Linked DNA regions of Homo sapiens: region 2 is linked to region 1. A link is a loop called in an ENCODE intact Hi-C map of the cell type or tissue named here. Cell type or tissue: heart right ventricle. All regions are shown on one strand. Links, peaks and the distances in the headings refer to the core of each region. The heading gives the core; the rest is flanking DNA.

The links. Peaks named below come from ENCODE experiments on the same cell type or tissue, not always from the same donor. Only the 100,000 strongest peaks of a DNase experiment are listed, where the experiment ranks them.
Region 2: it touches region 1 in a loop (4-fold over the local background); 73 of 110 quality-filtered maps call a loop at or near these places.

What each region holds. Positions count from the first base shown.
Region 1 is chr20:16,620,118-16,625,238 of GRCh38, reverse strand. The region is part of intron 1 of LOC105372542 (a long non-coding RNA gene); the gene reads right to left. Among named protein-coding and RNA genes, the nearest start is that of KIF16B, 49 kb to the right of the region's middle. RefSeq lists an enhancer at 1-466. In heart right ventricle, for the core only: no CTCF peak of the experiment used is centred there; no DNase peak of the experiment used is centred there.
Region 2 is chr20:16,501,352-16,504,997 of GRCh38, reverse strand. It overlaps KIF16B (kinesin family member 16B), which reads left to right. Exons shown (of 26, transcript NM_024704.5): 10 at 451-626. Among named protein-coding and RNA genes, the nearest start is that of KIF16B, 70 kb to the left of the region's middle. In heart right ventricle, for the core only: no CTCF peak of the experiment used is centred there; no DNase peak of the experiment used is centred there.

The sequences.
Region 1 (5,121 bases), core at 1,274-3,773:
ATTAAGAGAATTATTAATTGTATTAAGGGAACACAAATGTATTTAACATGTATACAGGTGAGCCTTTTTTATTTAACATGTATACAGGGGACCCAATCATCCAGTGAGATTCGGAGGCATATATATCATCTTGGAAAAACAGATTATGGAAGGGAGGAGAAGAGGAACTCTGTTGAAGATTTACTAGTGAGAAGGCATGGACCCCAAGGAAGATTTGTAAATAGTTTTCTTTGACAGAGAATGGGTCTGCTCAGGTGTGGTTACATTCTTGGTCTTGCAGGGAGGGTGAGAAAAAGCAATTGTTCTTCCTGGTGGGTCTGGATCTTAGGTAGGGGAGGACCTTGAGGCTTCTTCTGCTTTTTCTTCAGCTCAGCATGTCCATGCATTTTATTTTGGGGTATCAGTTTCTGAGCCCCAACAGTGACTTTAAAATCCTTTATAAGAAAGAGGGCATGTTCCCTCTAATAGGACTCTGGAAAGGAAGATTTGATTACCCTAAAAGTCCACACAAAGATGATTATTTGTTCATGTTTTTAGAAGACTGACACTGCTTCAGGGCATAGCCTAACAATGATGCTTTAGGTATATATATAAAAAATAAAATAAAATAAAATAAAATAAAAAACTTTGGGGATTTATGGCCACTAGAGAAAGGCTTAATAGCACGAGTTAATAAGGGCCTGTAACTATGTTTCTGCCTGATTTTTTGTAATTAATAATAGCTAATTTCATTTATGATGATATCATAATACTACTACTTGTACTACCACTAATAATAGACATGTATTTAGCACTTGTTGTGACTAAGCTCTGAGGAAAGAATTCTCCAACAAATCTAATCCCTAAAATAGGTGTGTCCTGAGATTAACAGATAAGAAAACAGACAAAGGATGTTTACTGACTTGCCTGAGGTCACACAAATGAGATAGCCAGGCCTTGAACTCAGGCATTCAGATTCTGGGCTCTTGACAACTCTCATCCCTCCCACTTCCAGCCCCACCTCATCTACACTGCCTGCAAGAATGTTCGTCCCTAGCAGCTGAGGGTGACACTGAGTGGGTTTTCCTTGGCCCAGAACTGCTTTCTCTACCTTTGTTCCTGTCTAGATTTTCTTGTTTTCCTATTGGTCATTGTTGCTTCACTCGTGTTCCTATACATGTGACATTTGAAAAATTCTAATGAAACCACCATTGCAGGATTATAACTGAGACAGTGAAAGAGACTTGACCTAACCTACACCATCTTGCTTCTAACCTCCAAGCTGTCCTTGTTAATTCCTGGGTGTAGGCCAAACTAACTTTGGACAGAACTTAGTTTATAGTCTTTAGTTTGAAACAAGGATGATAACAGCCCTTTCCCAAAACAAACCCCCTTCTTGCCTTGGGACTAGACTGCCTTTATAGGACTAACAATTAGCCAAAAGTTAAGAAATTATGATTTAGGAGTCATGCAGCTAGCGGCTAAAAGATTCTGACCCTCCCCAAATTGCTCCTAGGGATAAAATCACTATTATAGGCCCGGCACGGTCCTGTAATCCCAGCACTTTGGGAGGCCGAGGCGGGCGGATCACGAGGTCAGGAGATCGAGACCATCCTGGCTAACACGGTGAAACCCCGTCTCTACTAAAAAAAAGTACAAAAACTTAGCCGGGCGTGGTGGCAGGCGCCTGTAGTCCCAGCTACGCAGGAGGCCGAGGCAGGAGAATGGGTGAACTCGGGAGGCGGAGCTTGCAGTCAGCCGAGATCGTGCCACTGCACTCCAGCCTGGGAGACAGAGCAAGACTCCATCTCAAAAAAAAAAAAAAAAAAACACTGTTATAAAACCTAAGATCAGTGCTTGAGATATTTTGCATACCCTGCACTTGATGGCACCACTCAGATGGATAAAGTGGCTCATCCGATCTTGTGGCCCCCACCCAGGAACTGACTCAGCGCGAGAAGACAACTTCTACTCCCTGTGATTTCATCTCTGACCCAACCAATCATCACTCCTCACTCACTGCCCCTCCCCCAGCACCCGCCAAATTATTCTTAAAAACTCTGATCCCTGAATGCTTAGGGAGACCGATTTGAGTAATGACAAAATTCTGGTCTTCCGCACAGCCGGCTGTGCAGGAATTACTCTTTCTCTATTGCAATTCCCTTTTCTTGATAAGTCAGCTCTTCCTACGCAGGAAGCAAAGTGAACTCACTGGGCAGTTATAAGGATGCTTTGGGAAAGTGGAAGTGTGTGTGGTCACCAAAAGGTTGTGTGGAATAAAGGTTTCTCTCACCTCTTAGGCTGGTCTTTCTGAGTCTATGAGAAGATGACAAAGAGCCTGTTCTATGTATTAGTTATGTTTTCCTCCTAGCCTGATTCTGCCCCTAATTTTTGTAGTTGATAGGGTGGAAGGGGGAGGATGGGAGGAGGGGAGAATGAGAAAGGCATACTTCCATGCTAGCAGTAGGAATCTTCTAGGGGCTGGACAGAATGGAGCAACATGCTCCAGCCTGCCTTAAGTCTCTTTAGGCTGCCCACACATGTGTTCACCTAGGTTCTCTTTAACATCAGGCACTCACAGAAAAAAAAAGTCCCCCATTTGTGAATCATGTGGACAAAGAGAACAAAATGGCACCATCTTGTTCTCCTGAGGCCCCTGCAGGAAGTGGCTCAGCTGTGTCCATCTCAGGATGGAGGAGGAAATCCCAGACTTCTTCTGTTCAAGGCTGGGCCCACAGGCCTCCACCCTCCCTAGACCAGGGAGAGCTGTAATTTCAGCTCAGTGATCCCAGGACACAGCCAACTTTCCATCCCTGCCCTTGCTTTCAGACCTAGCCTCTTCCAGCGTTGAGTAAATAAAGGGGGGCTTCTTTCTCACTGGTGTGTCTCCCTTTCAGACCCAGAGAGAAGGACTTGGACTATGATTACTCAGCTCCTTCATCTTCCTCAGGGAACAAGGTTGATAAGACAGAAATTTATTTTGGTTGGATCATAATGACCAATAAAAGATACCTTTTCATTCATGTTGCATTTTGAGTCAATATATACTCAAGATCAGAAAACTGACCATCAGTCAGTGCAGCCTTTAATTTTTTGTTGGTTTGTTTCTAAAATGTGTAATCACCTGATGAGTTCTTCCTGCCCAGTGCACAGACAAAACTGATTCACTGAGACCGTGGCATTGCACTCACATCAAGATCCCTGAGGGCTCAGACGTTAGGGGTTTTATGGACAAGCTGGTGAGCAGGGGTCTAGAGATTGGTTGGGGATGAAATCACAGGAGTGTGAAAAACAGTCCTCATGCACTAAGTCCACCTCTGGGTGGGGCCACAGGACCAGTTGAGTCATGAGTCACGAGTCTTGGTGTGGGGGGTCAGTCTGAAAACCATCTCAAAAAGAAAACAATCTTAGATTTTACATTAGTGATTTTTATTTGTTTGTTTTTTATAGAGACAGGGTCTCACTCTGTCACCCAGGCTGGAGTGCAGTGGCTCACTGTAGCCTCGAGCTCCTGGGCTCCAGCAGTCCTCCCGCCTCAGCCTCTTGAGTAGCTGGGACCGCAGGTACACACCACTGTGCCCAGGTTTCAAAAAACGTTTTGGAGAGATGGGTTTCTACTATGTTGCCCAGTCTGGTCTCAAACCCCTGGGCTCAAGCCATCCTCCCACCTCACCCTCCCAATGTGTTGGTATGATAGGTGTTAGCCACTGTTCCTAGCCAAATAGTGATGTTATCTAAGGAAGAAATTGGGAAAGTCACAAATCTTGAGACCTTTGGCCACATGACTCTCTAGTAGCAAGGGATTATAGAAACAACACCCAGGCCAAAACCTGCTAAACCTTTCTTCATCTGCTTTGCCTAACTCACCACAAGATTAGGGAATAACATACTCAATTTTAAGAAATAACCTCTGGGAGAGGCAGTTTTTGTTTGGAAAAAATACCTTGAGGCTTCTGAGAATGAGAGGCCTCATGATAGAATTGGTTAACGTAGATAAACAGAGAGCTGGATAATAGTTCTGAACATAAAGGGAGAGGAATTTGGAGAATCTTAATAGCCTGAGGAGGCGAAAGATAAGTAGGGTCTTCAAGATGGAACAGGTAGCCTGAGGGAGGATGGCAGAGGAGTTTACAAAGAAAGTCAGCTGGTGAGAAAGTCCCTGTCCAGCGTCATTTCTGAACTGGGGTTGTCTAACGTTTACCTTAAAGTTATCCGACAAGTTTGATTCATTTATGTAACAAATGTGTGTTGTGTGCCTTTTATGGGCCAAGGAGTTCAAGGATAAATGAGACCAAGTCCTCACTTCAATAAGCTTACTTTGCTAAGGCTGTTAGTAAATAGTCATCCCATGGTGCCAATCTACCTTTAGTAAAAGTCACACAATTGTTTTGTGTAGTTCCCCTAGAAGTCAACCCAGAGGCAGAATTCTAGTGCAAGAAATATATTTAGAAGTTGATTCCAAAAAATACCCTTAAAGAGAAAAGAGAATAAGAGAAGGGATGGAGACCAATAAAAGGTAAGTTGCCAACCAAGTTACTATTTGAGTTACTATTTGGGCAACTGGGGCTCAGGGCCAAGGAGCCACCAACTCTTTTTAATCATTGGTTCAAGGCTATTCCTGGGGGAAGAGGGAAGTGATAATTTTTCAGTTATTTCTAGCCTGTCAAGCATATGGACAGAGCAAGCTCCCAAACGTACAGAAGCCCTCAAAAAATAGATGCTTTAACTCGGTGTGGAAATGCATGCTTGTAGTCTTAGATGCTTGGGAGGCTGAGGTGGGAGGATCACTCAAGCCCAGGAGGTTAAGGCTGTAGTGAGCTATGATTGCACCACACTCCTGGCTGGGTTTCAGAACAAAACCCTATCTGTAAATAAATAAATAAATATAAGGTGCTTGTGCTGGAAGTTGGCAACTCACAGCCTTATGATAATTTTAAGATCTTCCAGAATCCGCCCCTGCCTGTATCCTCAACTTCAGCTGCCCCCAGTCTCCTTCCTCTACCTCCCAGCCCCTGTTGCACCATAGATTCTCACTTGCCAGAGTCTTGCCATTTCTGAAATGGGTCATGCTGTGTACAACCCCAAGCCATTGTTCCTGCTATGCTCTCTGCCTGAAATGCCCTTCCCACATATCTAATTTAG
Region 2 (3,646 bases), core at 1,147-3,646, 120 kb after region 1:
CCAAGCTTTAAGAAGAGAATGGATAGATTTGTGACCCTTTTCAAAACTTATCATATTCTGTTTTTTTTTCCAGACAGTAGACTTTGCCAGAACTTTTAAAAGTATTTGAATTCCTACTTAATGTTGAGATGACAAATAGTCTTTAAACCTTCTTCTTACGTTTTCAGCAGGGAAAACTACCTAACTATAGGGGAATGTCTCATATCTCATTTTAGACTTGGTTAGGTGGTTGATTCTAGATTTGAGAAGAGCAAAATGACACTTAATTTTGTATTGTGAACACTCTTTCCTAGAAATGTTAGATAATTTTTCATATTCATTACTGTGGCAATGAATATTTAGTCTCTCCAATGACCTGGGGTTAATCTGACTTTTAAATTACAAACCAACTTTGTGTTAAATGGAACATGGAGTGCTGGATAAATTATTTTTTGAATACATTCTTCACAGCCATTTCACCTGCTGATGTCAATTATGGAGAAACCCTAAGTACTCTTCGCTATGCAAATAGAGCCAAAAACATCATCAACAAGCCTACCATTAATGAGGATGCCAACGTCAAACTTATCCGTGAGCTGCGAGCTGAAATAGCCAGACTGAAAACGCTGCTTGCTCAAGGGAATCAGGTTGGGTTTTTCTGAGATTTATGGATAATTTTCTTTGAGTAATGGCATCTATTTCTAGATCTTAATGAGACAATTTTCTCACTCATGCTATTGATTTGAGTAAATAAGTGCTAAGTAAAGCTTTGAATGAGTTAGCCAGTCCCTCGTTTACATCAACCTCTTGTCAGCCTTTGCATTCATTACGGGCTGCATGTGTAAGATTTTATCCACTAAACCTGAAATGATTAACTCTCTAATAGTTATCAATTATGAATGGAAATGTACTATGCAATAGGATTAATGGCATAATCTCTTTAAGTGGAAAGAAATTGATATGCTTAGAATAGTATTTAAAATTTCACCCATGCATTTTATGACTTTAAAATGTGTTTTAACAGAATAAAAGACTTGTTTGAACACCTTTCTGAATGCCTGTGTCATATCACCTATTAGAGAGGTGGTTCTGGTGGCCCCGCGACACATGTATATTACACCTGTGATCTGGCTGAAATGCTGTCCCTGGGCCCTCGCTTGATTGTTGAAATAGTCTCATTTTAGGATCTGTTGGGATTCTAGTGAAGATTCCTTGTCTTTGTGATTTTCTCAGTAAGCTTCCTGATAGTCTGCATGGTGTATGTACAGAGTTACATTCCGTGATGATTGGTGGAAGTAAAGTTCTGGTAGGCTTTGATATTGCTGTGAAGAAAGGCAACCCTTGAAAGAAAATGAAGGATAGCTTTTTTAAATGTTGAAGTTAGACTGGAGTTACCCTCCTTTCTTAACTCATGAATGGATGTCTTAAGTATATCGTGAAAAGAAATGCTTTTCTTTATGTGCAGAGTGGTCCCGTTGGAGCAGTGCTTTCCACGTGGGATTATGTGGCACTTGAAGCTCTTGGCATCCCATAAATGTTTTGAAAATACTGATGGGATGAAAACCTCACTGAATTTCCTGTGTCCTGAAATGTACCTGGCAGTTCTTTCCCACAAGATGGTGGACAGCAGTTGAATAGGAATTGTTCATTGTGCTTAAAAATATCTCCACATGCATTTTGCTCTATGGTGGAAGTTGTCAGAATGAAGAGTCCAGCTCCACGTGATGAGGCCCTTATAACATGAACCACAATAGTCATTTTTATTTATACACCTTGTTATTGGAATCTTTTTCTTTTCTTTTCTTTTTGAGATAGAGTCTCACTGTGTTGCCCAGGCTGGAGTGCAGTGATGCAATCTGGGCTCACTGCAACCTCCACCTCCAGGGTTCAAGTAATTCTCATGCCTCAGCCTCCTGAGTAGCTGGGAGGTGCCTGCCACCATGCCTGGCTAATTTTTTTGTATTTTTGGTAGAGACGGGGTTTCACGACGTGACCAGTCTGGTCTGGAACTCCTGACCTCAAGTGATCTGCCCGCCTTGGCCTCCCAAAGTGTTGGGATTACAGGTGTGAGCCACCGCGCCCAGCCTGGCATCTTTCTCAGTGTTTTTAAAACATTGTTTATATAAAGTAAGCCTTTAATGATGATTTGATTGGATCACTCAAATTACTATATGTGAAGGAAGTATTTGGAAAATTCTATGTGCAGTTTCTTGTGCTTAACCTTTTATTAGGTTAAAAGAATGAAGGGTAAAAATATTATCTTTTTAAAATTAACTGAGGACATCATTGGAAGGAATCTTATATAGATTAAAAACCTTTAATTTATTGAAACTTTACATTTTCTCTCTGAAAAATGCCTTCAGAGGTATTGTTATGCCATATAGTTGCCTTATATTTTGTAGTCTTTTTTCCTTTTCCTTTTATGACTTATTACCACTGCTGTGTTTAAGGGAGTATTTTTGTTGCTGTAATTTTGGGGGTGAGGATATAAAAGACAGTTAAGTCTATTTCAGAACGCATTGCAGATAAAATTTTTGATATACAATATATTACAATAAAAATGTGAATCCAATTTAAAATAATTTATCGTGCTATGAAGCTGTAAATTGTTTTGAGACAATATAGGCTTATCCTAAATTAATTAAATTTATGAAGCTTAATAAAAACAGCAGGTGTTCTTAAATGTCCATTAAACATCTCTGTATACATTTTTCTGGGAGTATTGCTCTATTCCTAGAATATTCTATACCAGGTACTGCTGTGGTTCATTGAGAATGTTATTCAAATCTGAGTTCCATTTCTAGGGTTATTTTTTTTAAGCACAGCTAAATAAAAATCAACTTCTACTTTTAATAATTTTCTGTCTTTCCCATTGCAAAAAGTCATGTGCATCAGAGTTTTTAAAGCACCTTTTTAGTAAAGCAAAAGGTTTTGACATGTATTTGATTCTTCTACTATGTAGATCTAGATATGTAGATATATGTAGTAGTTTATATATTTGAATTTTTTATTGACGTATTATCCCCCAAAATTGCAAGTTATATGTGTATAGTTCAGTGAGTTTTCATAAGCTAAATTCACCCATCTAACCTGCTTCTTAAGAGACAGTACAGTACCAGTATCCTTGAAGCCCCCCTTAATCCTTCTTTTCAGGAACTACTCCCCTTTCTCTCCAGGGTAGCCACTCTCCTGACCTCTACAGGCTTTGTTAGTTTTTATTTTTGCCTGTTTTTGTTCTTTATATAAATGAAATAATGAAAAATATTCACTCTTTTGATCTCACTTCTTTCAGTCAACATTATGTTTGTGAGAGTCACCCATGCTGTTGCATGTAGTAGTGGATCCATTTATCCTCACTGCAAAGTTGTCTTCCATCATGCAAAGATATTCCAGCTCATTTGTCCATTGTACTTTAGATGGGCATTTGAGGGGTTTCCTATTTCGGGCTGTTACTGCTTTGTAGACTTTCCTCTAGATGTTTTTAGTGAACATATGGATACATTTCTGTTAGATTTATGTCTACAAGTGGAATTGGTGAGTCAGAGGAGTACATATGTTCAGTTTTAGTAGATATTGCCAAGCAATTTTCTAAAAGTAGTTGTGCCAGTTAATAGACCACCATCAGTGTATAGAAGTGCCGGTTAAATTCTTGGTATTGAACCAAGAA